Linked DNA regions of Homo sapiens: region 2 is linked to region 1. Evidence: chromatin loops called from intact Hi-C (ENCODE). Cell type or tissue: B cell. All regions are shown on one strand.

What was found. Hi-C counts contacts between places; a loop is a spot of excess contacts. Peaks named below come from ENCODE experiments on the same cell type or tissue, not always from the same donor. Only the 100,000 strongest peaks of a DNase experiment are listed, where the experiment ranks them.
Region 2: a loop joins it to region 1, with 2.8 times the contacts of the local background. A loop is called at or near these places in 5 of 110 quality-filtered maps.

What each region holds. Positions count from the first base shown.
Region 1 is chr1:59,011,969-59,014,468 of GRCh38, forward strand. No RefSeq gene overlaps it. Among named protein-coding and RNA genes, the nearest start is that of LINC01358, 7.3 kb to the right of the region's middle. RefSeq lists an enhancer at 1,596-1,675. In B cell, no CTCF peak of the experiment used is centred here; a DNase peak (open chromatin) is centred at 1,493; H3K4me3 peaks cover 1,156 bases; H3K27ac peaks cover 1,956 bases.
Region 2 is chr1:59,071,107-59,073,606 of GRCh38, forward strand. All of the region lies in intron 2 of LINC01358 (long intergenic non-protein coding RNA 1358), which reads left to right. Among named protein-coding and RNA genes, the nearest start is that of LINC01358, 52 kb to the left of the region's middle. In B cell, no CTCF peak of the experiment used is centred here; DNase peaks (open chromatin) are centred at 385 and 1,355; H3K27ac peaks cover 554 bases.

The sequences.
Region 1 (2,500 bases):
GTGCTTGTCTCAGTAATTTCACCAGCTGGCTATTTCATCTTGAGCAGATCACTTCACCTCTGTGAGCCAGAATCTCCTCATCTGTAAAATAGGATAAAAACCTAACTGTCATATGTAGATGCTCGAAAAAGGGCAGCTGCTATTACATTAATATTAAAGAATGACAAAACATGGCCGGGTGGTGGAGGTGGGTTCTAACTCTCCTTTCGTGGAACGCAATAGCTGAACCGATGTGACCCACTGATGAAATTCAATAGGAACCCTCTATACTCACTTTACAAGGAGAGAAAGAAGTCAAAAGATAGAGATGTATTAATTTTATGTTTTGCCTTCATACTTTTTCAACCTTATACTTTCATTTAGGTCTTTGGCTTTTGCCCATCCCAGAAACCTGTTAAGATGGCATGCGACTTAGCACAAAATTATACATTTAGTCATTTCAAGTTTAAAAAAGAAAATATTATGCCTATAGGTGATATTCTGCAGTGACCACCAAGACCCCAGGACTCTTCACATGAACCTGTCTTTGAGCCACTGGTAGAACCTAACTGACACTCTGAGATTGTTCTGCCACCTACTAGCTGGGTGAGCTTCGGGAAGATCGTCATCTGCTCTCTGACTCAGTTACTTCGTCTGTAAAATGGGAATACCAGCTTCCTCAAAGGGTGCTTTTGTGGAGAGGTTAAAATAACACAGGGAAAGCACTTAGCTTGAGCATATATAGTCAGTGCTCATTAATTAGTAATTTCTTAGCACTATTATTGTTATTATTGTTACTCAGCTCTCAGGGAACCTAATTAACTGTAGTAAAATTTCGACTCCTGTATTTTTGAACCAGTTAGCTTCTGTAGGCAGGAACCTTCTGTTACTCAAAACTGCAGAGCTTAGTGATTAAGAGAAATGAAGATAGAGGCTGTAGTTTGCATTCTATTCTCACCGTTTATTGTGTGGTACTGTGTGATACTGAGCCAATCACGTAAGCTCTGATCCTCCGCTTCCTCATCCTCATCTGTAATATGAAATGATAATGGTATTTATCTCACAGAATTGTTATGCGGAATATATAATACAGTGCTTTTGAAGCTGGCATACGCAGGTAGTAGGCACTCAGTCAATATTCAATGAATTAAATTCCTTCACTTGAATTTCCATTTAAAAACACAGAAAAAAGTCTACAGATCTGAAGCAAAGAATGTTATTGGGCTCTTCACCACTTGTGAAAACTGCAGCTTGGTGCCCCACCCCTGTGCTCATTTTATAAGGCACAGGGTTTTCAGTTATTCTCGGTGTTTCTAGGAGGTTGACTTCTCAGGAAACGGTACCTGTCTCTCCCAGAAACCTGGGGTGTTTGCCTGGAGAAAAATCCCTTAGCCAAGAGACCGTTGTGACCTTTCACAGGCAAATTTACTCACAGCCTAGGGTGGGAAGAGGCCTAGGGAGCTCCCCTTCCAAGGGCACCGGGCTATGGGAATTTCCTCCAGGGCCTTCCTGGGCCGGCCCTGGCCGCGCCTCACTGAGCTCCTTGCAGTTTCTGTCAGCGCTGAAACTGCTGTGGAAAGTTCAGCTCGAGAAGAGGGAACTAGGGTGTTTTGCTTTTTTTCTTTCTTTTTGAAAGTTGAACAACCCTAAGACTTGATTTAGAAATCTTAACCCAAGCCAAATGCTTTTCTGATGGGTGACCACCCCAAGGAGCAACCAGGCAGGGTACTTTGACTTTGCAAGGACACTGACACTGGCAGGAGCCAGATCTCTCCAGAAAGCAAACGGCGCAGGTTCACACGCCACCAGGGACGTGTGCTGGAATGTTGCTTTGTTTTTGACTCTGAATTTACGGTCTCACTCCTCCTTCCCCGCCCCCTGGAACGCGATTTATTATTATGCAGACCTAGTGGCTTTTCTCCAACTTTATTTCTTTTTTCAGAAATAAACAAGGGTTTTACAGCTCCATAACCTCTCCAAAGTTTGTTTATTCTTCCCTCTGTATAGTGTGGGCCATGTTCGTTCCCTGGGAAAGTCTCTTCCCTAATTATTTTCACATTTTAACAGCTTTTGTTTCTTCTTTCTGTGAGGTTTATGAAAATGCTGACGGTGGATTTGCTTCAGGCTAAATTGTACCATAAACATTTTCTCCTAGGCACATGGGAGCCTCGGTGACCAGGGACCATGTTGCTATTCCTTATTGTGTACCATGCCAGAAGGAAATTTTAAAATCCTGAAATACTCTTTTTGATGGCTGGAAGAAAAATATGTAAATTGGTAATACAGAGAAAATCTGCTAATCTTGTACAAGGAATTTTGGACAATATCATGTAGGTAAGAGCCAGCTGTGAAAAGGGCTGCCTCAAACGCTGAGCTTTCATTTTAGGTTGAGCTCTTTCTGCCTCCAACCACAGACTGAAATTTGTTGTGTTTTAAGGAAATAAAGATTTTTAAAATGAAAGGCTAGTATGTTTTAGCAAAATCTTGGGATTCTGGGATAGGTAAATGTTTGTTTCAGGCA
Region 2 (2,500 bases), 59 kb after region 1:
GGAAAGAGTGGTTTAGGCAAGGCTGGAGACATTGGAAACCAAACAAGGTCTTGCAAACCGATCAAGGAGTTTAAGTAGCTGCAAGTGCAGTAGGAATCCATTGTAGGTTTAGAAAGAGAAATGATTTACGATTAAGACAATCACTCTGGTTGCAGTAGGCATGGTTTATAGATTTAAGACTGAAATAAGGAAAACCAATTAAAAGCTTTTGCAGTACTCCAGGTCTTTGGATGCTAAATTTCAGATACTTTTCACAAACCACAACGTGTACTTCGAGATGCTGCAGCTAGAACACTGCAAACCACATTTCAGCTTGACTAGCTAGTTACCTGCTGAGCTCAGCCCATGGGGGCCACAGCAGGAGGCTGCACACCCGGAGGAGAGAAAGAAGCGATTGTTCCTTTCTGTTTGCTTCCTCCTTTCTGTTTACTTCCCGTTCCTATGTTCATAAGCAATGTCTCTTCACCATGGCAGCAGCAGTTGTTTCAGGAGCAATGGTTAAATCCAATTTGCAGTTTTTCTAACACTCACAGAAACAGCCTCATTGTGCCCCCTCAGTGACACTAACCAATCTGAGCCCCCTCCTCAGAGATCTGGGTCCCAGACCAATGAGACTTGTCCTTCAAACTCAGAAACACTATCATCAGCCGGGCAGTGTCCCTTCTCAGAATCTGAGTTTCATCTCTGCAGGGCCTTCTCTCCCATATTTCTAAGTTTTAATAATGCCAACCTCTTTCTTTGGTTGTCCCAGTCCCAGAGGCAGCCGCTTCCTGTAATTGTTGGCTCCATGATACCTTAGCATTCTCTTTTTGCCATTTTGGTTGTTGAGTTCCCAGGCAGCAATTCTCTATATTATATTCTCCATGTTAAAATAACTGGTATGGTTTCTCTCTCGGCTGGACCTTTACTGATGTAATGTAGGATTTTCCCTTCTCTAACTTTTGAGTTTTGAAATATCTATTTTTATTGTATCATCTAAACGTCTAACCAAATAAAAGGGCAGACCCAGCCATGGAATAAGTATAAGCTTTGTAATCAGAAAAACAGCAGAGCTACTTACTGGAAGTATGACTGTGGGTCTGACCCTTAACCTTTATAAGTCTTAGTTTCTGCATCTATAGAATAGGTGCAGTAAACCTCTACTTCAAATGGTCATTGTGATGGACTGGCACAGGCCAGGCACATATTAGGTAAACAATTTGTGGCAGCTATTATTATTAAAGTATCTCTCATAGAAAGTGTTTTATTTTAGATAATTTATTCAACAAATATTTTAGAACATGCCCTGTAAGTGTTTTCTTCCTGTTCTCTCCTGCCCCCCTGCAGGTGCCTCTGACTCATGACTTCCTCTCTCATAAGTGTTCCTCGAAGTTTCCTCCCTACACGTTTACTTGCCTCCATGTCGTCTCTCCAAAACCAGAATCTTCACAGGGTCAGGAAGAAAGCACTCAACACAATATCCAACATTTTGTATAGATCCAATCATCATTTGTTGACTAACCTCTGCTTGCTAACTGTTCACTACGGCTTTGTCTGGCTTCATACATCCTCTGAATGCCTTGGCCTCCCTTGGGATACCTCATGATGGGGCCAAAGCATCAGGACAAAAGAGCAGAGCAGAAAACATGCAAAGAAGACACTTCCCACCACACTCCACGGCTTCCTATTCTCAAGGCCAGTGGCACTTCAGCAAGCTGCTTCCCTTTAACTCTGTCCAGCTGGAGCCCTCTTCTCAGCCGCCCAGGGCTGGTAGCGAAGGCCCATTCGCAGTTGATTAAGGAGTAATTAGCAAGCCCAGTCAGGATCATTAGCATTTCTATGTTCCCACTTGTAAATAATAACTGGTTTGAGTGAGGTGATTAAAAAAAAAAGAACAGCTGGTGGGAGATTTTAGAAATTTACCTACAGGTCCAGCTGAAGTGCCCACTGGGAACCCTTGGGAGCCTCAGTAGTCCAAACACCAGACAGATGCCCTCTCCCTGCCCCAAAACTATCCTTAGAGGGAACAATTGCAGGGACATCTACACCCTCCCTATAGCACGAAAGTACAAATGTCTCCTCTCCTAGTAAGAGAGGGCATGGTCATAATAGAGAGGGGAAAAAAAAAAAAGAAAAGAAAAGAAAAGAAAGAAAAAACCCAGATTTTGGAGTTAGGCAGACATGACTTGAAAACTCAGCTTCTACACTTACTAGTTTGGTGACCTTGGGCAAGTATCAGCTTCTTTATCAGAAACATACTCTTTGTCCTTATGGATGGAGTCTTTCTTTCTTTCTTTTTTGTAAACAAATCAAGACGGTATTCAACAGTAAACAGATGAGTAGTTTGTTCAAGGAAAAGACAGGAGAGATGAGCAGGTGGAGCCCATGGAATCTTTAGGGCAGTAACACAGTAATCTATATGATACTGTAATGGCCAATACACAACATCATGCATTTGTCAAAACCCATAGAATATATCCAAAAGAGAGTAAATCATTTTACCAAAAAGACACATGTATGT